3 separate regions of the Homo sapiens genome follow, and all the other regions are linked to region 2. Evidence: read pairs that join two places in POLR2A ChIA-PET (ENCODE). Cell type or tissue: MCF 10A. All regions are shown on one strand.

What was found. Peaks named below come from ENCODE experiments on the same cell type or tissue, not always from the same donor. Only the 100,000 strongest peaks of a DNase experiment are listed, where the experiment ranks them.
Region 1: POLR2A ChIA-PET joins it to region 2 with 5 read pairs; 2 of 35 experiments call an interaction of 5 or more read pairs at or near these places.
Region 3: POLR2A ChIA-PET joins it to region 2 with 5 read pairs; 4 of 35 experiments call an interaction of 5 or more read pairs at or near these places.

What each region holds. Positions count from the first base shown.
Region 1 is chr5:59,593,489-59,601,488 of GRCh38, forward strand. All of the region lies in intron 1 of PDE4D (phosphodiesterase 4D), which reads right to left. Among named protein-coding and RNA genes, the nearest start is that of MIR582, 110 kb to the right of the region's middle. In MCF 10A, no CTCF peak of the experiment used is centred here; a DNase peak (open chromatin) is centred at 3,663.
Region 2 is chr5:59,763,902-59,771,901 of GRCh38, forward strand. The region is part of intron 1 of PDE4D (phosphodiesterase 4D); the gene reads right to left. Among named protein-coding and RNA genes, the nearest start is that of MIR582, 64 kb to the left of the region's middle. RefSeq lists enhancers at 3,841-5,040, 4,726-5,241. In MCF 10A, no CTCF peak of the experiment used is centred here; DNase peaks (open chromatin) are centred at 2,810, 4,130 and 4,760.
Region 3 is chr5:59,707,050-59,715,049 of GRCh38, forward strand. The region is part of intron 1 of PDE4D (phosphodiesterase 4D); the gene reads right to left. Among named protein-coding and RNA genes, the nearest start is that of MIR582, 7.3 kb to the left of the region's middle. RefSeq lists an enhancer at 2,053-2,785 and silencers at 2,914-3,208, 6,160-6,360. In MCF 10A, no CTCF peak of the experiment used is centred here; a DNase peak (open chromatin) is centred at 3,082.

The DNA.
Region 1 (8,000 bases), 170 kb before region 2:
AGTAAAAAAGTAACATAATCCAGCTTTCAGTTCCTCACATAAGGAGCTTGGAAGTTGCCAATCTGTCCTAACAACAAAAAAGCTGAACAAACTGAAAAATCAACTCTTCTTAGATCCATAAGAGAAGTGAGGTCACAGGGCAAACTGCTGCCCAAACCACTGGTGAGATAGACAGTAGGCTATGGAGAATCACAACATACCGGAGCAGAAACCTCCAAGAGAACCAGTGCTGGGGTAGAAAAACCTCAACTATAATTGACAAATCGTTAGAGGCTGAGTGCAGGCAAGTCTGAAAGTTGAAAAACTCCAGAGGAACCCAGTAATAGGGAGGTCCCCACAATTCTGTGTGTTTTACCTCCAGGAGTGCTACCAAGTTCTCACAGTAAATATTGGAGAAAAATTCTCTCATGCTTCCAGCAAGAGAAGGGAAAAAGTACACATCTTTAAATCTGCTGAAGCTTGGTTCTTCCTGAGGAGAAACTAGTTAATCAGAGCCTAACCTGCTGGGGTTTTTTGTTCCATTTTGTTTTGTTATATTAGAGCCTCACTGACCTGGGGAAAGAAAAATGCCCAACTCCAGCCCACTCTAGCCTACCATCAAGGAGAAAGGAAATACTCAATTCCAGCCCACGTTAGCCATTCTCTCTCACCTATGGTATAAGAAAAAAAAAACCTGAAAAACACTTAGGAGATTCACAATCCAGAGGCCCAGGCTCACCAAAAGTCTGAAACCTAATTATGGAATGATAGAAAGCTTCCCCTCCACTGCCCCTTACCACACCACCACCCACATAACTTTTTTATTTTATTTATTTATTTATTTATTTATTTATTTATTTATTTATTTATTTGGCAGAGTTTCGTTCTTGTAGCTCAGGCTGGAATGCAGTGGCACAATCTTGGCTCACTGCAACTTCCGCCTCCCGGGTTCAAGCAATTCTCCTGCCTCAGCCTCCCCAGTAGCTAGGATTAGAGGTATGTGTCACCATGACTGGCTAATTTTCGTGTTTTCAGTAGAGATGAGGTTTTACCACATTGGCCATGCTGGTCTCAACCTCCTGACCTCAGGTGATCCACCTGCTTCCACCTCCCAAAGTGCTGGGATTACCAGGCATGAGCCACCATGCCTGGCCCACCCATATAACTTAAGGCCTATTTACAGGAGTTCCTTTTATCCAGTACATGCCCAGCTATGAAGAAAAAATTACAATGCATAGTTAAAGGCAAAGAACACAGTTTAAAGAGACAGAAGAGGCATCAGAACTAGACATGCCAGAGATGTTGGAATTATCCGTATGATACAAAAATGGAAGATATACATCAATATAAATTTGTGCAAACCCATAGAATATACAATACTAAGAGTAAATTCTAATGTAAGCTATATGTTTTAGAGATAATGATGTATCAATGTAGGTTCAATTGTAAAAAAAAATGTACCACTTTTGTGGGGGGGATATTGATAATGGGGTGGCTATGCATGTGTGGGGGTTGGAGTAAATGGAATATCTCTGGACCTTTCTGTGAATTTTGCTGTGAACCTAAAAATGCTTTAAAAAATAAAGTTTTTACAAAGTTACATGACAAGCATTAACATTTTATACCCAGAATATGTACAATTTTTATACAATTTCAAATTTATGGATGCTAAAATTGCTATTTGTAATGTCAATAGATTCCATTTTCTTTACAATTGCTTGAAGCAAAGATGTAATTTTATCAAGAATGTTTAACACATATTTTGACAATCTATTTATAAAATCTGAAACTTATCACATAGTTTCATTTTAACTAGATTCAATATCATTTAAAGTTTCTTTTTAAAGAGGAAACATTATTTCATTTAGGAAACCATGCAAGTTCAACATGGGAAATACAAAAATAAAATAAAATAAACACACAAGAAAGAAGCAAGTCATCCATAATTCCATTCCCAAAAGACAAGTCAGTATACTTCTTTCCAGTCTTCCTCCCCTCCAGGAATAGTGGGTTTACCACCGATTTTTATGTTGTTGTAAGAATATTTCACCGACCTCTGAATTTGGTAAAAAGTACTGCCTGGAAAAGAACTCTTTTATTTGCCAGATGGCACATGGTAAAGAAATTACCATGAAAATACTCAAACCTCTCCACTCTCACAGGTTTACTGGGGAAGGCAGTTCAATCAGATGGGGCTTACAAAAGTTATTATTCTCTTTAAAACTCTTGTGATGAATTTTTACCAGTAGATGATCTCAAGAGGGTATTCCTCTGGATGTTTCTATTCTTAACTCTTTAGTTTTGATCCACCTTTAGGTCTGCTTGTATATTTCTTTTTAAAAATCTTAAGTAGTATATCGCTGCATATACTACTACAGTAGTAGGACATAGTAGATGTATTGTATGGTCCAGGTAAAACTAAGAAATTATTCTTCCTACTTTTAGAATGGAATACAATGTGTGGTCCACCATATATATTGTCAATCTAATTTAACGCTTCTTTAATATTCTGCCAGTACTGGTTTTTAGTGCTTTTTAAAAATTATATATATATATATTTTTGCAGTGTTTTCAGTCACTTTAATAGGAAGCTGGAAGAGGCTGCATCAGAGGCTGCAGGTAAAATGCCATTTAAAATCCAAAGGCCCCATCCACCACTTCTAACCCATGCACATATATAATTACACATCATTGGCAGTTAACAGAGTTAGGTATAAAAGCAAATATGACTATGTTATTTACAAATACATATATTTGTATATATTTATAACATATGTATATTACATATATATATACAGACACATATATGAAACATTAAAAATGAAAATATTTCATTTAGAAAACCATGCAAGTTCAACACGAGAAATACAAAAAAAAAAAGAAACACACAAGGAAGACACATATACATGTATTTTTATTTCGGCATCTTGAATTGACTACGCAGAGACATTGCCACTCCATTTTTAAGTTATTTTTGAAATAGATGACTAAAGATTATCATCAGCATGTAGTGGGGTACATGCTCTAGGGGTAGTGGGGTTTTCTGGTCTGTTTTGTCCTTGGTATATCCTCTAATGCCTAGAATAGTATCTGGTGCATAATAAGGACTCAGAGTCCTTATTATCTTGACATTGACTTTGTTAAGTATTTTATTATCATAAATATTTAATAAATGAGTCTCTATACCAAACATGATTACTTATGTCTGCCTATGTTTCCTTCTAAAGACCTTGCCTTTCCTACACTTCACCATTATAAAATCTGATGGGAATAAGCATGATAACTTGACTCACTGACATCTGATTCATTTACTAGGCAGCAAATATTAATATTTGCTCTTTGGAATGTGAAATGTCCTAAGTGAAATTGAGACTCTAATCAGTTCAAGGTGGGGTTGAACCAAAATGTCCTGTAGACTCAGGGGCTGAAGTTACCATTTTGGGTTCAGTGCAAACTGATAACTAAAGAGACAGTGGCAATTACAGGGAGAAGGCAGGAAAGAACAGAAACACAGAGACAAAAAGAAATCGGTGATTGTATGGCCCCAAAGAGAGTAGCTGCCTTAATTTCAGTTTTCCTAATCCAATAGGCCCTGCTATACTTGTTTCTGTTAATTTCTGTATCTTCATAGTAACTATGTTCCCCCTTTTCTACAGGAGCTAGTCTGAGTCAGCTTCTTTTTTTGCAATCAACATTGTGATGAGTCATCATATAAGAAACCTTATGTTGCTATTCATAAATTATTTCCTTCCCTCCTGAAATAAAGTCATTTAAAATTAATGCTATATTGTAATATTGAATAGCTACAATGAATGAACTTGACATTGAATTAATGGTTACATGATCAAGTGGCTTAAATTAAAATGCACAGAGTGGCGTTAACAATGTATCTACATCTACATCCACATCTAGATGTTCTGGAGACTGTTCTTTTTCTCTGACTGACATCTATTACACTTCCAATCAAAATACTAGCTTCTCATTTTCTCGAACCCCTTTTCACAGTTTTCTTCATTAAATGTCAGTTTGTTTCAGATAAGGAGAGGTGAGAGAGAGAGAAAGAGAGAGAGAGAGAGATTTTGGAAAAAAAAGAAATACTGTGATATTTTTAGATTTATAGAGAGAATAATTTAGTACTCAAAAGGCAGAATTCCTTTTTAGGAAAAAAAGGATATTCAGATAAATTTTTTCAAATAATCATTTGAAAGCTTAAAAATATAAAAATGTATTTAAACTAGAACCCAATAATTTAGAATAATTAATAGTTTCAAAGTCACTGTAGTATAATTAAGTAGAATAATCTTTGCATTCAAGTGTAGAATAAATTCAAGGCTAGTTATTAAATACTAGTTGCCCATTGTGGACAGATGCCCTCTCATTCACCTAGCATTTTACACACTCTTCCTTGCTGTTTTTAACATTCTGACTCGAGGGTGAATCTATAATGCTGAGCACTTGAAACTTTTAACTCGCCTACCTCTCTCTATAATTGGCATATTCCATTCCTAAAAAAATCGCAATAGACTATATAAATCACTTAATAGGCACAACAAAGCAAAACATGAACAATACACGTCCCAAACTGATGAGACACAAAACTATTAATGTGAAACTGAATTGCCTAGCTCTGTATCTTATACTTTTCTCTCTGGGAAGCACATTTGAAATGTGGGAAATAATTCAATGGGGAATATAATGTGATTTTATCTGTTGTTTTTAGTTCCAAGATTTGTAAAATACATAAAGACACAAAAGAGCTTTAAAATTTTCCACAAAATAAAGTAGCAAACCTGATCAAATAGTAAATTCATTTTTAAGATTTCTCCTCTTTTCTCACTGACCCTCCCTTTCCCTTTAGATTAGCAATCAAACAGGGACTGGAGCAAAAATAAAAAGCAGGAAGTGGGCAACATAGCACATGACAAAAAAGGATTTTGTTGTCAGAATCCTCAGCACGTTTTATTGATGTTTGAAATTCCCAACTCATTTTCAAAATGAAAATGCTACAGGAAGCAGGAACAAAGTTAATGAAAATATAAATGCACTTTTCTCCTCGTCTTCCATAACCACTCACTGATTAGAGGCACAGTCCATTTGAGATGAGGCTGCTGCCTGTGTGTGTGGGAGGGTTGAATATTTTTTGCTCTGGGAGGAGCAACTGTGATAGCCCCAAATCCCTGACAGCCTCTCTTCATAGACTGCAGGTCTAGTGTGCAGGTGATAGTGCTAAACTCCCAGTCCAAGGGAGTCTAAAGGAGGAAGCCGTGAAGAAAAAGGAAAGTGAAACAGTGGACTAGGACAGAAGGACATTACTATTAATACTAATTTTCAGCCAGTGCAGTGGCTCACACATGTAATCCCGGTGCTTTGCAAGGCTGAGGCAAGAGGATCCTTTGAGCCCAGGAGTTCAAGGCTGCAGTGGGTGACAAAATGAAACCCTGTCTCTAGCAATATAAAAAATAAAAATCCTAACTTTCCCATTCCCCCCAGTGACCTGCTGTTTTCCACACCTTGAATGCACATCTCTTTTGGGATCCATTTGCTGGAGCAGAGGTGTTTTAAAGATCAGAAGCATATTTGCTAGGAGGCATAAATAATTTTCCCCTCAAATATTAGAGTAAGAAAGGGGAAGCACGCAAGAAAGATACAAATATGATATGGTATTGTCAAGGTAGTTAAAAATATTTGTAAATGGATATCAATATTGTAACATATTTGCTGAAAATGAGGACATGTAGTAGATAGCAAAATGCTGTTTTTTGCTTTTTCTTTTTTTTTTTTTGAGCTCTTGTTGCCCAGGCTGGAGTGCAATGGCGCAATCTTGGCTCACTGCAACCTCTGCCTCCCAGGTTTGAGTGATTCTGCTACCTTAGCCTCCCAAAGAGCTGGGATTACAGGCACCACCACCACACCCAGCTATTTTTATTTATTTATTTATTTTTTTTTTATTTTTAGTAGAGATGGAGTTTCACCATGTTGGCTAGGCTGGTCTTGAACTCCTGACCTCAGGTGATCCGCCCACCTTGGTCTCCCAAAGTGTAAAACACATTTTATTTGCTTTCAAACTGTCCCTTTAAACTTTATTTATAAAGAACATCTTATGACTTTTCTGGGTACTGTTAGGCAATAGAGACCTTTGCATTCATGCTAAACCATCATCTCAGACTCTATCCAGAAATTAGAATGTCCATTTCAAATTGTAACCCAAAACTCTAAACTTGATTGAACTTACATTTTCTCCCCTCTCCCAGCTGGGCCCACCACAGAGTCTCTGTGTGCAGTGGAGTAAGTGGGTGGCATTGAGACTGGGTTGCTCTTCCCCTTCCTTGGCTATCCAGGCTGGCTAGCCGTTGGTATTGACTCCTCTGGGATTGGAAGGCACAGAAAGTGGTGAGGAAAGGAAGAAAAGAGTTTTGTTTTGTTTTCCTGAATTAGTGCCATCGTAAGATGGCATCACATGTTGGAGACCTGGCAGATGTTGAAAGCTGCCTCTTTGTCTCATGGTACTTTTGTGGGTTCATAATTGGTATCCCTGCTGGGTCCTCTGGCTGCAACTCCTTTGACTCAAGCAAGAGCCTTGTTTTCCAATTGCTGCTGATTAACCAGCACCCCCATCAAGGCCTTGGTTTTCTAGTGGTTCCATCCCTACCAACTCTTGCTCTTGGAGCCAAACTGGCTTTCCCAGATGGTCCTCTTGGGAAGGACATCAAATGGCTGAAGGCCAGGTCTCTCTTTGAGCTTAATGTGAGTTAGATAACTGCAGCCCGCTTTAAGAGAGGGTAGGGTTGGACTCACGGCACTACTCAGTTCTCTCTCTCTTAAAAATATATCTTCACAAGTTCTTGCTCAGGCATGAAAGGGTGCATTTTCTGCCTTTGGTCCTGGTGTCTGGCTATGACTGTCCATCCTGTGTAAATGAGGAGAGTAAGTCTGAGCAAAAGGACAAAGTGCTAAGATGGCAAAGCAGAACCTGGGTGATGTGTTTGAACCTCTTAATAACCTACCCTGGAATAGCCTACCTTGAAAATTCATGTTATAAGACAGTACATTTTCCTCATTTGTTTTTGTTAAGCCATTAAGTTGGGGGCTCCAGACTTGCAACCAAAGGCATCTTAACTTAAGAAGTTTACCATAAATATTTATTATAACCCACACAAGGGGATGTCTCAGTAGGTAATCCAGTTAGACAGCAGAGGAAGTTTATGTTTCCTCACTTTTCTTCTTCTTTCCAAGTAGCTGGTGGGTGAGCTCATCTGCTACAAAACACACTTCAAAATAAGATCTTTAAGTTAATTTTCAAATTGAAATTGCTATTATTGAAACAACAGTTGTGATAGCACCTGCGATAACAAATGTAAATAAAAACAAATAAAAGCTATGCTCAATTTGTGGACCCATCATTTCTCAGTAGGCTTGGATCTCTAGAGTTCATGGGGAGACCCAAGAGGTTTCTAATATTACAATGTATTACCAATATCCAGGGCAACAATCACATTTCATCTTAGAAAATCAGAAGATGATGTATGTGCCAAAAACCTTTGGAAATTGAATTGTGCTTTATGCTGAATTCTGTTTGGAGGATCTAGCAAGGACCCATTTTACTGTTCCATCCTATGATGTGGGTGTGCTTATATTAAATCACTTTCAGAGAAACACTAGGTGACTAATTTGTGACAATGATATGTTTGCAGACTAACACATTCGTAAGAACAGCAGAATAATGAGCTAATTTGTAACGTACCAGATGGAATGTACTGAAAGCTAGTGGCCTAAGCTATCATAATTGTCCTTTATAATCCAAGAAGTCATTTCTAGTAATCTTGCTACCCACAACATTGTTTTTATATAAACAGGTCACAGTAGAACTAATCCTCTTCCCGTGAAGGCAGGCCTCTGTTATTTCAGTGTGCTTGCAACTGGGGAGCTGCTGCAGTGTGTGGTTCTGGTTTGCTTTTTTTTTTTTTAACTCCTATGTCTGAATGGCACCCTATAATGAGGGATCATTAATCTTAACTGTTCTG
Region 2 (8,000 bases):
TAAGCATTGAGAGTATCAGAGACAAGAGGCGCAATAGAAATCTGTTCCTTGAAGGAAGGAACGGATTACTTCCAGTTGGGAGAACTGGAGGAACCTTTTAGGAAAACCAGGAATTTGAAAGATGTATTTTTGCAGTGGGCAGAGAAGAGACACCAAACCCCACAGTTCTGCCTCAGTAGTATCTCTCATTTCTGCCTTCTCCTTTCCTACAGTAATAAAACTGACATACACTCGTTTCTTTCAACTCTTGTCTCTTCACTCTAATTCATCCACAAATGACTGACAGAGTAATCATCTAGAAATTTAAACATGATCCTAAAGGTTCATGCAGACCAAGGCTGGAATAATGGGCACAGAGTACATAATAAAAAAAATACTAGCTTATAATGACACCCACTAAGGGTCCAGCCCTGTGAAACCACTTAATTTATACATAATTGTACTTAATTAAACCACAACCCCCAATAGATACTATTCCCAGAAAACTGACTAACGGGGAAACTGAAGCACACGTTAAGTAACTTGACCAAAGTCACACAATTACTAAATGCAAAGTAAGAATTTAAGTTTAGTCTCTTTTCTAACTGCTTTGGTGCTGAGTGACATAGCACCTAGAGTATGCTGTCAATTCAGTAGCTATTCTTTAAATGGATCATGAAAACCCAAGAGAAGTCTAGATAAAAACTACCTGGTAAATATAGCATATAGAAATGAAATAACAGGATGTTTACTTAAGAAAAGAGAAGTCCCTTTTTTTTTTTTTTTTTTTTTGGTGACAGAGTCTTGCTCTGTCACCCAGGCTGGAGTGCAGTGGCACAATCATGGCTCACTGCAACCTCCGCCTCCTGAGTTCAAGTGATTCTCGTGCCTCAGCCTCCTGTGGAGCTGGGATTACAGGCACACATCACCATGCCTGGCTAATTTTTTGTATTTTTAGTAGAGACGGTGTTTCGCCATGTTGCCCAGGCTGGTCTCAAACTCCTGAGCTCAGGGACTCCGCCCTCCTCAGCCTCCCAAAGTGCTAGGATTATAGGCATGAGCCACCATGCTTAGCCCAAGAGAAGTCTTTTTTAAGAGCATGAGAACACTAAAATATTGATTAATGAATTTGTTTAGCAGACATTTATTAAGCTTCCACCATTGACCAGCCATCATGCCAAGCATGGGTATACCAAAATGAATGAATAGGGCCCTGGTTCTCTGGTGGGTTACTCCAAGCCACTTGCCTTAGGGCTTCATAATGGAAGGGAGCAAAAATTCAAGTTGTAGGATTCCCAAAGCAGATCTTGGATCCATGGATGATAGTTGCAGGGAAGGAGACTTCTACTGTTTAGAAGCAAGGTCTTTCCAATCAACAGCCCTATCAAACAACAGAAGTGCTTCTGTATAATCTTCATCAAGGAGGTTTGACGAGAGGTTCAAGGACTTGTTATTACAGATGTTATTCTAAGAATTCAACAATGGCATATGTTATTACAGATGTTATTCTAAGAATTCAACCATGGCATAGAGGGTAAATCAGATAGCCCTTAACATACTATATAACCAAGATAGATTAGCCACCAGCACTTTACCTTATGCCTTGGAACAGAGCTATGTTTCCCAGCCTCCTTTGCAGTTAGATGTGGCCATAGAACTGAGTTCCAGCCAGAAGAAAACGAGTATAAGTGACATGTGCACTTCCCGGCCTGTCTCATAAAAGTTCACACATACCATCCTCTTTCATGGTCTTTCTCCTGATTCATCTGAGCCTGGCAACCTTGGGAATCACATGTTGCAAATAATGGAACCACAGGATGGTAGAATTCCAGGTCCCTGAGGCACCCAGTGGCTAGGGCAGGCTGCCTCCCCACAAAAAGCAGAAGCAAGAAATAAAAATTCACTGTGTCAATCCAATGAGATTTGGAGACTATTTTGTAGAACAGCAAGATTATCTTAGCTAAAACAGATGTCTTCCAATATTATTGATTTATTCTACCATGGTATAAATTATTGGAAACCAACAAATGGTTCTTGCTCAACTTTGTAATAATTAGGTACAGAATAAACATGTTAGACTCAGTAGGTATTAAGTGTATGCATAGCGAATGGAGGGGAATACCAGGAGCAGGAAACTGTGAGGCAGAACACTGTACTAGCAACAAATTAGATACAAATATATTTATATTTATGTCAGAACAATTTGAAACATATTTTCAAAATTCTCCATAGTGCTTAGCACAAACTGTGAAAGCACAAATGAGATTTTTGTCAAAAGATGCCTGTGGATATTATGAACGTCTTGGGGCTCATTCAACCAATATGGAAAACTTGAGATACTCTTTCCAACTCCCTTGCCTGATAGTTTTAGTCCATAGGGGAAACTGCTTCCTTCTGAGTTACTGAAAATCGATACCATGATTTTTATTTCTGGTTTCCATTGCTCTCTTTATGCTTTTCTTACTGGGCTGTGACCTGATACACTAAAATGAAATATTGATAGAAATTGTGCTCATGAAGTTTTTCCAAACAGCACCAGAAAAGGAAGTGCCAGAAATGTCAGAAGAAAGCCTATTTTCATGGGATTTCCTGCCTTCCTTACATCCCGACATGTCTAAATAGTTCAGATAACCTCCAGCTGAACTCTAGGTTGCTCCACTCAGACTGAAATCAAACAGCTGAGTTGAGGGCCACTCATTCAGCAATGGGTGCAATTTAGGAACTGCAGTGATAAAGCAGCGCAACCAAAAGGGACACTGGACACGGAAATTCTGGTCCTGGCTCCGTAGGAACTCATGCCAGCTCTCCTGCTCTGGCACCCGATGCCTGGCCTTGAGCCAACCTTCTCCTTCAGTGCATCTCCCAGTGTTTATTCATGCCTTTCTTTTATTCACTGTTTGTTGCTCACAATTTTTTCCAAAAAGAAAATCTTCCTCAAAGAGAAGCCATCATTTCCCAATAACTGCTTTAAGACAGAAAAAGTCAATGTTTGTCTCACTCCTCTTATGGCCATTACATCTACCAAACTCAGAAATGCCATCTAGGTGTTAAAATCCTGGGGACAATAACACTTTCCCAGTCAGAGATCTAGCTACTTAAAACCAAATTTTTGAGGTTGGTCATGTCTTTGGGTGTGACATGGCTTTTATTTCCTTTGTCATTGACTTTCATCTATAACATCAATGCATTCCTGAGCACGGTCTTGTCACTGGTTTAGGTTTTAATTCCTTTTACTTTTTGCTGCTTTCCTCCTAAAAGCCTTGTTTCTGCTTTTTTTTTCCCTCCCATTGCTAACGTACATACTGTTTAGTTAGTTATGGCAAAACTGTAAAAAATTATTTAGTCATACAGTTTCTCAACTAACACACTCATTCTTTTTTGTTATGTTTTCTTTATCATAATTTATACTCATCTTATCAAAATGTAGATGTAATGTATAGAACCTACTACTACCTGAAATTATCTAAGTGTGTAACATAGACCCTAGTACTTGGACTCACTGATCAGAGTTTGGAATGGCCTCTACTCAGGCAGAAACTCCAAATACTCCAAATAAGCTCACATGATGGTCTGTTTTAATATTTGGGTTTTTCTTCTTTTTTTTTTTTCCAAGAGCAGGAAAAGATGAGGAATCCTCCAGAAAAATACATGGAAGCATATGCATGAAACAAATTCACCCATTATAAAGAAGATAAAAATATTCACAAAGAAAATAAAAAGATTGGCAAAATGTTCTAACAATCCAAATTCAAAGAACACAACAATACTACCAAGTACCAGCCTGCAACTTTCTGCGTAGAATTCCTAATCCCTTTCTTCTTTCCTTTGGAAAGGCATGTTTAAGATTATGAATACTGTATATCAAAGTCAGGAGTGAGGAAGGGCTTTATGAAGACACACCACCATTACACACACACTGTATGTGTCTCTGTCCAAGTGGGGATCATGCAGAAAACAGAGCAAACTATGATTTTCCTCCCCTCATTTCTGGTCCTTTCTTTCCTCAGCTGTTGGGGAAGCTGGCAGGGAAATTGGTTTAAGGAATCAAAGAAACGCCACTACGTACGTATGGGAATAAAACTGCATTCTTATTTGACATCTGGCATCCAATTTTCTTGTAGGAACTTGCAATAGGAATTGAACTTTGAGAACCACCCACCTCAACCACTCCTAGTACCAGTCTCCAGGATTCTTGCCCTGACTTGGACATTTGTGGGATTTATGGTTAAGGGAGATCACTTGGCCATAAATCCCCGGTGAGGAATGATGATGGTCCTCCCTCCCTACCCCCAAAATTAAAGGCGCGAGAGCAGGACTCCCTGAAGGGAAACGGCCACCATTTCTGCGAGGTCTGCGCAAACCTTACCATGTATGTGCCACCGTGAAACGCCGCTGTTTGGGGATGTTGCTGCTGAGAAGCATTCTGCGCAGAAGCCTGGGGGAATTTCTCGGAGAGATCACTGGAGAGAGCTTGGGAGAAACCGATTTCCTCGCTGTCTTGGACTTCTCATGCTGCAACAGGTTTTCTCGCAAGGATTTCACAAGGTCTTCGTTCAGCCACGGGTTTGGACAATGCGGATTATCCACTTCAGGTACTGTTAAAGTGTCCGGGCTTGTCTGCTGAGCCATTTTCCTGGTCAACTTTGTACAGCTGGCAAGAATCCAGGGCAACGTGGTTCCCTCGCTCACGGTCCCGGAAATGTCCAGGGAAGCAGGTCTGAGCCTGCTGCTGTTAGTGCATTCAGTCGCCTGCCTCAGTCTCTCTGTAGAGCCTGGGGCTGGGTGCAGAGGAGGCGAGCGCACTCCTCCGCGGAAGCGTATTAAACGTCACCCCTCCTCTCCCAAGCCCCTGCCAAAGATCACTGACAAGCTCGCATAGCAAATGAACAAGGAGGGAAAGCACCGCGCTCGCACGGCTTTGTCCGTGCTACAAAGCAGCCTGTTAAACTATTGGAACTAATGCGCCGCAGCTGCGCGAGTGACTTCTGCTGCTTATGTACATAAAAAGTCCTGGGGGGAGGGCTTAACCATCAGATGCCTGCTGCTGGGTTGTTTGGCTAGTCTTTCCATTTGCTTATTCCTGAATCCAAAGGAAAGAAAAACTTTGAACTTGACCTTCCTCTCCCGCAGGGCTATTTATCTCCCTACAGTCCACGTTCATAAAAGAAAAATGCCAATCCTTTGTTTTTTTCTCTCTTTTTTTTTTAATAAGGGAAGAATAAACAAGCACTAGCTACACAAGGAGAAATACTTCCCTGCTTACTAAACTCAATCTGATGAACCACATAAGACAAATCCCATGAGAATGAAATTGACTTTTTCTCCCTCTGTCTCTAGTTAGAACCCAAACAAACAAAAGGTTTCAAAATACTACACATGGAACGCTTTACAGGTTGCAGTTGTGTTCTACAACCTTATTAATTAGGGCCCTTTCAAAGAACTAACAACACTATTTAGACTCACAAATGATATGTTTTCTCTTTGCATTTAAACTAATGCCCCTCCAGAAGGACAGATAGTTTTCATAAGAGTAGTTTCAATTACTATTTGTGATATATACAATTTTATGTATTCAACTATAAGAGGGTGGAATACATCTAGCTTTTCGTGATTTCCTTTATTGCCTTTTAATGTAAGATTTTTATGTGTGATGAATAGAGCTTCAACAAACTTATTCAGAGAGCTTAAAAGAAATAATTTTGCAATTGGAAAAAAAGTAAAAATGTTGTAACAAGAAAGTATGAAGTAAAGCCTGTTAAATCTCATTTATGTGGACACTAGAAGTGCAGACATTAAACAGCATTGGAAAGAAACTCAAACCTTTGCATAGGGAAGTTCCCAGTAGCTTAGTGATGCTACAGACCATGTGGGATTGAAATCAAATCACATCTCTAACGATCTAGGAATATTTTATGTTTCTTAAAAACCCAATAACTTAGGGAGCTACAAAATGCATCCAGAAAAAAAAAAATGGAGACTGGAATGATTCTTTTTGTTTCCTATGATTACTATTAGGTCAATTTTAAAAGTTTATTCTGTTTCCCTGCCCCCCTGGTTGCTCCATTTTAAGTTCCAATTCCTTGTCTTTTAAATGTTTACAGAAAAGTGTACTCTGAGGTTCTATTCACAGAAGGACAGGGTCAACCACTTGGTCCATCTTTCCTGTTAGCATGCCCACAACAATTCAATGACACATAAGTGCTATGACTTCATCAAAAAATGTTAGACAAATATTTGAATTTGAAGAATCAGGATATGATTATTCTTATTCTCATAATTTTTACCAATATAAAAGTTTTTGTCACTTTACATCATTAAGTGGCAAGGTATGTGTGTGCATGTGTGTGTGTATTGTCTATATATATACTATATTTCTATACAGTGGGCTGAGGGACTGAACGGCCTTAGAAGTTGTGCAAAACAGGTGTGCAATGCTTGCCCTCAAGGAGCTTGTAACTTAATGGAAAGGATTGGACAATACTTAGAAAAACATACCAGAACAACTGGAAAATGAAATAGTCAGATGCAGAAAAGTACAATGAAAATGAAATGCGTATATGATGAGAAAACTCTGGGTAAAGTTTAAGAAGGGAAGGTTCAGAAATTAATGGAAAGAAAGAAAAGAAAGAAGTGCACTTTACGAGTAAAAACTAGAATGAACAAATGCAATTAAAAATGTATTTGTACATGTTTTTAGTTTTGTGCAAAACAAAACAAAACAAACGACAACAAAATTAAAGGCTCAGCAGTCTGTAGACACAAAGCCTGTTCAGGTTCAAAGAAATAAAAAATTCAGATGATAGGATAAGTGAGAAAAACTAATATGTATTAAACTGAAATGGCAAAAAAAAATATTTTAGAAAAAATCTCTAGTTTCTGAAGACTCAGTTCCATTCAACAAACATTTATGGGCATTTATTTTTTGCCAGACACTATAATGGGTGCTCTAGGATATTTAAAGATTAGCTTGGCCAGGTGTGGTGGCTCACACCTGTAATCTCATCACTTTGGGAGGCCAATGCAGGAAGATCACTTGAGCTCAGGAATTCAAGACTAGCCTGGGTAACATAGCAAGACCCCGTCTCTATAAAACATTAAAAAATAGCTGAGTGTGGTGGCATGCGTCTGCAGTCCCAGGCTACTCAGGAGGCTGAGATGGGAGGATTGCTTGAGCCTGGGAGGTTGAGGCAGCATTGAGCCATGATCATGCCACTGCACTCCAGACTGCATGACAGAGCGAGACCCAGCCTCAAAATAAATAAATAAATAAATAAATAAATAAATAAAAAGGTTAGCTTGATACTATGTCTCTATATCTGCCCTTGGGGAGCTTATAGCCTAATAGGATAGATGACAAGTGCAAAATGATTGACATGAAAAAGTGCAGCCCAAGTACCCAGACGAGATCTTGGAGGCTGGAGATATTTAAATGTCTGGCTCTAAGTAGAGAAAAGTGATTCTTAGTGACCAAGTAAAGGAAGAGATTATACTAAAAATGATATGGGCGACAGAGCGAGACTCCATCTCAAAAAGAAGGAAAGAAAGAAAAAGAAAAAGAAAGAAAGAAAGAAAGAAAGAAAGAAAGAAAGAAAGAAAGAAAGAAAGAGAGAGAGAGAGAGAAGAAAGAAAGAAAGAAAGAAAGAAAGAAAGAAAGAAAGAAAGAAAGAAAGAAAAGAAAGAATGATATGGGCAATAATAGGGAAATTCATTGAATGCAAGGGACTCTGGGTTCTAGTTCTTGCTTTTAGCCACCTTGTAGAAGAGCTTACAAAGAGTAAACTATTTACATGCTGATCTTCTCACAAATAGTATGCCATGTAGAATGTTCAGAGAGTCTGGGCACTTTGTTAATGATCACAATTAAGCTAAATAGTAGATATAACAATATTCTATTCAAAATGCATTGATCATTATGGTTAAACATGGACAAAAGCATTCTGCAGATCTCCCATTGCTTTGGTGTATGTTAAAGGATTTCAGTGTATTTGGTTGGTGCAAAAGTAATTACAGTTTTTGCCATT
Region 3 (8,000 bases), 57 kb before region 2:
TCTCAACCTTGTTAAAGAATTTCTTTTATATTTCTTGATAAAATAGTTTTTGTTACAGTTAGTAACATTATTTTAAAAACTGTACGTCTTCTTAGCTGTACACAGAAGTGAGACATCACTAACCAGAGATTTCAATATAAATATCTTCAAGTAAAAATGACATAGTACATGTTCAGAGATAGCAAATGGAAAAACAGTGGATTGATTTTTATAACTCTTCGTGAATAAATTCTTTAATGCAACAAACATTTATTGAATTACTGTTTTTCTTGGCACTGAGGGGAATAAAAAATGAGAAAATACAGTCTCTGCCTTTATGGAGCTCTCAGTCTTGTGGAAACTCATCCACAAGATGGTCACATGCATATGTTGGTCTAGTCCCAGGCCTTAACAAACTATGGCCCTCAGGCCACATCTAGCCCATAGCCTGTTTTTGAAATAAGATTTTTTTTAGGTTTTTATTTTTTTTGTTTTTGGTTCTGGGGTACATGCACGGGATGCACAGGTTTGTTACATAGGTAGATGTGTGCCACAGTGGTTGCTGAACCTATCAACCCATCACCTAGGTATTAAGACCAGCATGCATTAGCTACTTTTCCTAATACTTTCCCTCACTAAACCCCACTCCCTGACAGGCCCCAGTGTGTGTTGTTCCCCTCCCTGTGTCCATGTGATCTCATTGTTCAGCTCCCATTTATAAGTGAGAACATTCATCCACGTCCCTGCAAAGGACATTATCTCATTCCTTTTTATGGCTGCATGGTATCCCATGGTGTGTATGTACCACATTTTCTTCAACCAGTCTATCATTGATGGGCATTTGGGTTGATTCCATGCCTTGCTATTGTGAATAGTGCTGTAATGAACATACCTGTGTATGTATCTTTGTAACAGAATGATTTATATTCCTTTGAGTATATACTCAGTAATGTGATTGTTGGGTCAAATCCTATTTCTGGTTCTAGATCTTTGAGGAATCGCCATACAGTCTTCCATAATGGTTGAACTAATTTACATTCCCACCAGCAGTGTAAAAGCGTTCCTACTTCTCCACAACCTCACCAGCATCTGTTGTTTCTTGACTATTTAATAATGGCCATTCTGACTGGTGTGAGATGGTATCTCATTGTGGTTTTGATTTGCATTTCTCAAATGATCAGTGATGTTGAGCTTTTTTTTCATGTTTGTTGGCTGCATGAATGTCTTCTTTTGAGAAGTGTCTGTTCATGTCCTCTCAAACAAACCCCACAGCTAGTAGAAGACAAGATCCAGAACAGAACTGAAGGAGATAGACATGAAAAGCCCTTTGAAAAATCAAGGAATACAGGAGCTGATTTTTTGAAAAAATTAATAGATAGACTACTAGCTAGACTAATAAGGAAGAAAGAGAGAAGAATCAAACAGACATAATAAAAAATGATCTTCCATGTAAGACGCTTATCACAATGTCTAAGGGACAGAAAGCTGGGAGTCTATGGAGCTTATGAGAATAGGCTTTATGATAGTTGTGGCTCCTTGGTAACAAAAGCTTGCCAGTCAACAAAATTCAGTCCAAAATCTGCTTTCATTACTACATTAGACATGATGGCTTAGTTGTGGGAGAGGACACCTATGTACCTTATCCTCTTTCAATTAATGTAGACTATGATATTCACCAAAAAGACTCTGATAACCATGAAGGGTCAAATTAGCTATGTCAATTCATGATGATTAATTTGAACATAAATTATTAATTTTGATAAAGAGGTATTACCTAAGCTTTAATTAATGAACGTTCCACTTCTACTTAGGACGTGAAAGTCACCCTGAGTTTATGTCAATAGCATTGGCTGAAAAGTCTTAATTTCTCATCTGGCTTTTTTTTTTTTTTTAATCGAGGATATCCCTTCCTCCAACCCAAATATATTTTCAGCAACACTCATGCCAACCCTTATCTGATGTTGAGAAGCTGTGAATTTGATAGCAGAATCATAACATTTTAGACTTAAAAAGTGCTTTAAAGATCATCTACTTCTTCTACCCACTCAACTAATAGTTTTATACTTGAGGAAACAGAGTTGCATGGAAGTAAAGGAACTCGACTAAAATGATCAAGCTAGAGACTGAACCAGGATCAGAGCCCTTTCCCCTGCAGCCCCGGGAAAAAGAATTCATGTTGAGGAAATAAGGAAAAGTGTTTAATACTTTCAGCTAAGCATAAAATTCCTAAGAACTCTTCTCTATAAACAGAAAATCTAAACTCTCCAAAAGAATCGCACCCCCTTAGCTGTAACAAAGTCTCTGCAGTTATTTCACAGCTGAAAGCCAACTGACACTGATTCCTGGGTGGTTTCACTAAAATAGAATTTTCTGAAATGCAAACTCACCTCCCAAGGAAGAATATGAATTTGAAAGAGGAAAGGTGTTAGTGGCGCCAACAACTTGCTACCCTGCTGAGAAGCTTCCAGATAGCCAGAAACACAGCAGGGAGTAGCAAGAAACAGAAGTTACAGATGAAGCTGCTCTTTAGTCACAAACTTGTTTCTGACAGCTCTTGTTGAAAAACCTGGGGACAGCTGAACAGAAACGTTAGTCCAGAGGCAGCCTCAGGGCTCAAGTGCTCAAGGATCTCATCTCAGTGTAAATATTCCAACTTCCTCTCATCCTTCTCCTACTGAGGGGAGGAGGAGACCAAAGGGAGTAGACGATTTGAAGGCAGTTGCTAAATGAGAATCGCTGGGTGGTATGCAGAAAATAGCATGGTTAGCTTAGATCCTACAACCAGTTTTCAAAAATAAAGGAAGTAATAACCATTAGCATAATGAGAATACAAATCCCAAGTCTCCATTACTTTAGACAGAACTCTGCAGGAGACCACCTAAGGAAAATCTGGGGGAAAAGAAGTTTCCAATCAATTGCAGCAGATTTAACTGATTCCCTTCTGTGGGCACAGCATGGTATTGAGAGCTTTGGGGATTATTAGGGAAAGAGAGGACATGCTTTCTTTCCTTGAGAGATTCTGATTCTGGGTGAGACATGGTGACTATGTGCATCTGAATATGCTACAAGGATATAAACAATTATACAACGAACCAGAACTATGCTGGCTCAGTGCCCAGGGAAGTCGGAAGAATTCAAGTCAGGACCTTGAGTCAGGGATGAAACAGGAATGGTTTTATGAAGAAGTCAATTTTTCAGCTGAGTTTTATACATGAAAGGCCATCTCGTTTAGCCGAAAGTACAGGAAGGGCCTGTACTTAGCATGAGAGGCAGGAAAGCAAGAAAGCCTTTGTATAAAATATGGTGAAAGAATCAACAAAAGCTTCTGAAGCCTACATTTATATACAGAACTTATTCTTTATCCAAAATGTAATGTGGGGATTCATGAAGATGGCAGAACTCCAGTATTCTGCACATTAATAATGCAATGAGCATGTCTATGGCACTCTAATCCCTTAAAATTTCATTTGTAAAATAATTATCCTTGTTCTCATAACAGGGAAAATAAAATCCTAGGCTACAGTAACAAAATATATTATTTAACTTAATGTCAATGTTAAAAATAAAATAGTAAGAAACAGTCTGATATTATATTTCACAGTTATCAGGATTGTGATTGTAAATCCTATAAATGTCATATCCTGATTAACCTTTTAGGAGAAAAATACTCCATTGGTGTAGTTCTAACACTGTTTTTGAGATGAAGCAAAATTTCTCATCAATATTTCTATTCTGACTGTTTGGATATTTAAAAGTCATATAACCTAATTTCAATTATGTTATAAAGAATAGGGTTAACCAATAGCTACCACCTGAGGAGCACTGACTGAACCAGGCATACGGTAGGAATTTTACATGGTTTTATATGTGATACTAACAATAGCCTAATAAGGTACCATAACTCCATGTACATTTTACAGGGAAAGGAAGATGTGGAAAGTTGAATGAATGTGCCCTTGTTCACAATGCAGGCACTCCAAACCACAGCATATTAACCAATTTGACAATCACCTCTTAGAGGGTTCTCTATTGTCTTCTCTAATAGGACCTGCAGAGGAAAAGATACAAATTCCATTCTGCTTTACCTCTGCAGTAAGTATGGAAATGTATCTCACATTGTTTCTTATTCATGTCTTTTCAATCTGCCTATGTCTTCAGAGAATTCTTATCACTACATTGGGAAAATTTTCTGCAAGCTGACATATCACACTTCCAGGGAATTTTTGTTGATATAAGACCATTATTTTGTCCCAAGAGTTCTCATAATTGCCCTTAGTATAATCCCTTAAGTCTCTTTCCACTGCAGTATTTATCTTCTTTTAAAAATAATAGTTAAATAAAAATTAACAATGTAAATTAGCTAAAAAAATTAAAAAAAATAATATATCCATTCATTTATCTAGCCAGGCTGTAAATACTCCTCTGTTGCATAATCTTTCAATTCTTTCATCATACTTTCTTCTGCTCTCTTCACTCCCTTCAAATTGTCTGCATATTTTTTATCCACTAGGATTGAGTTTCTGTGGTTGAGGCTCTGCCTAAAAGCTAGTTGGGAATCACAATCAAAATGGATTGTTCATCATTTACTACAACCTAACTATAACTTCCTAGTTTTTGTCTAATACAAGATCTGCTCTTTATGCCTTCATCATTTCCAATGCCAAATTATTCCAGCGATTTTTAATTGGTAGCATATTATTAATACACTATGCATCTTCTTTTGTATATTATGATATATTACTTCTTGTTGACATCTCAACCAGAAAAAAATGGTTGAGGAAAATGCTTATAAAGGTTATATAATGTTCAGATCTTATTCATTAGCAACTCTCATGAAATTTTCTTTGGTAAGGAAAGGGAAACAGCCCAATGACATTTGTGCTTATTTGTGGATTTTACTTATCCATTCACTCTTTCATTAGCTCTCATATTTGACTACAATTTCCTTTGCCAATTACATTATAAAAATCAAGTACATTTCCTTCAGGCCTTTTCAAAGTTTTCCCCAGTGAGTTTTAATTTGACTTCTGATGCATGGACCTGCTTTGACAATATTTAAATAGAATATTTATACAAACTGATGCTTCTTTTCTACTCGTTTTAGAGTATATAAACTGATATCAGAAGGCTAAAATAACATCAAACAAAGTTATCCTAGAGCAGTCCATAAGTAAAGAATTATAATCTTCAGCTCCATCTCTCTCTACCATATTCATTACCTTTCCATAGTCTCATAATATTTTTCTAACCTTATGGTCTAAATGATCTCGTTCTGTCTGTCTATCCATTTGTCTGTCTCTTTCTCTCCCTCTGCAAATCAGATAACTACATTATACAAATATAAGAATAAAGGTTAATATTATTCATATATATATATATATATATATATATATATATATATTTAAGTTGTTTTATTCTAAGTTCTTTATGTTACTCATTAAAACCCCACCATTGTTACCAGGGATTTATAACAGATTTATTAGTCCACTGAATTTACCCAACATTGCTACCAGGGATTTATAACAGAGTTATTAGTCTACTGAATCTATTCTGCCAAAAAATGTGCTGATACAGATTCTGCCCAATGAGCATAAAGCTATTTTTAAAAATATAATAATTATAATAATATATCTATAATGTATATACGCTATAGGGTTAATAGGGTAAGTTTAATTTGCAAAACACCAAACACAAAATTAATTTCATAATTACTGAAACTAGAAGGCAAAGGTTCTGAGCAGGGGCCCAAGATTTATGTTTCAGGCATAATAACATTGGTGGACAAGGTTGTCACATTTCAGAGATGTGGTTATCATATCTCACATTTAAAGTTACAATTATTATAATGAAATAAATAAGGTTGACAACTGTTTAAAGAATTTTTGAGTGAATAGTCCAGTATAAATGTTTTACTATAACACTGGAATATTTAAAGTTACTTATCTAAGAATTTAAATTTCAACTGCTTTGGCATGGATATCATCATTCTGAGGTTAGAACTTCTGTGACATAAGCAACTATTTTAGGAATTTGACAGCATTAAAACAAAGTTAAATAGTACTGTTCAAACTGGATGCAAGAACTCACAGGAAAAAAAACAATAAGTGAACATTTGAGAAGATAGGCAACTTTGCTAGCAATTAGGAAAAAATAATTAAAACAATAGTGACAGACATACCTCATCTGACAGGCAAAAATTTTAAAAATCTGATTTAAGGAAAATGTATGCGCTGCAGTCAATAGGCTGAGGCAGACATCAGGTCCAGCATGACTCAGCAAGTTTGGAGTGCAGGTGCACAATTCTGCACATTATGTAACTACACCACGTAAGGCGCATTAGGTGATCACCCACATGAGCTTGTAACTGGCTCAGAGCCACTATTGTCTGTAAAAGGTATAACTACCGGACTGACACTGTACCTATGGTTTGCACCTACGGCTCACACTCAGACAGTAAAGGCACGTTGAAACTGTGCATGATTCCTCTAGTGTTTTTCCAGCTACCCACCACTCACCCACTGACTCCCCTCAGACCTCAGTTAGAACCTGACAATTGGCATCACGAACAGGATCCCAAGGTGGGCGAGCCTTTGGTCCCTGCTGATTCTGGGTTGGCAATGTGGCCACGACATGGGTTGTGGTACCTGGTCACAGCTGTGCTGCAAGGGTGAACTCTGTTGGAAACCTGGCCAGCAGTAGATGGGTACCCCACGAGCACGGAGAAAGCACTGAAGCAGCTGGAAGTGCAGAGCACCGAGAAGGAATGAGCCTTTGACAGCAGAGTTGGATGGGCATTTTTTCTGTGCTACAAGAAGTACACTCCCAATCCCTGAGGGATGCAGTGCAGGAAAGGGCCTTTTGGGCACAGGCAGGGTGCCTGGAGGCCCAGCTACACAGCTTAGAAAAAGAGTTAGAGGCTGCCATGAATGGGGATCTCCAGGTGCAGGTGGGGTGCCTGAAGGCCTGGCATAGGGTTGGAAAGGGAGTTAGAGGCTGTTGTGAATGCAGGCCTGGGTCCGTCATCTCAGCCAGAGACCCCTGCTTGGTCTGGGTCTGCACTGTAAAAAAGGGGAAGATGCCCCACCTGCAGAGCCTCCCCATCATGGAAGAAAAGGGGGCCCCAACAAGTGACCCACTCACAGATGTGGATAGATTTGACTTTGGCCAGGGTTGACTGAGAGAAAATCGATAAGCAGCCCAATGAAGTACTCTTAACTTTGTGGAGATAACTGTCTCAAGAGCAGCAATTCCAGGAAATGCAGAAGGGGAAGGAGGACATTGCTGTATGACCTGGTCCCACTCAGGTGCTTCAACTCAAAGACTACTTGCTGCAGCCAGGTGGAAATGTTGAGCTTTTTCTGTTTGATTAGGGAACTGGCTGAGGTGCCTGGCCTGGGGGGACACCAGACAAATAGAGGCCACATGTGAAATTAGCAATCCACTGGTCCTCCACCAACATACAGCAAGTGCTGGCACTGGTAAACACCAGCGCTGATATATTCTGGGGGTGGATGTTTTACATGGCCTGACAGCCATCCCATCTATTACAGATTTGATGGACCGCTTGATGATGGAATTTGGACAGTGCCACTATGTGGTGGACTTGATTAATGCATTTTCAATTAACATTGCTCTAGAGAGCCAGGAACAGTTCGCCTTCACGGGAAGGTGACAGTGGACTTTCATAGTGTTGCTGCAGGGATATATGCATAGCCCCATCATATGTCATGGTCTTATTGATAATATTATGTTAACCTCTGATTCTCTTGCAGATTTAGAAGCGGCAATGCTCCTCTTGCCTAGAATTAAGATAGTGTGGCTGAGACTGACTTCCTGGCAGCTAAATAGGCTATTCAGCAGGCACAAGCCCTATGGGTAGTTGACCAAGGGTGCTCATTTGAGTTGGATGTGCATGTGACCACAGATGGTTTTGGCTGGGGCCTGTGGCAGAGCATGGAGTGCTTGAGAACACCAGTAGGCTTTTGGTCCCAACTATGGAAAGAAGCTGAGCTCCAGTATTC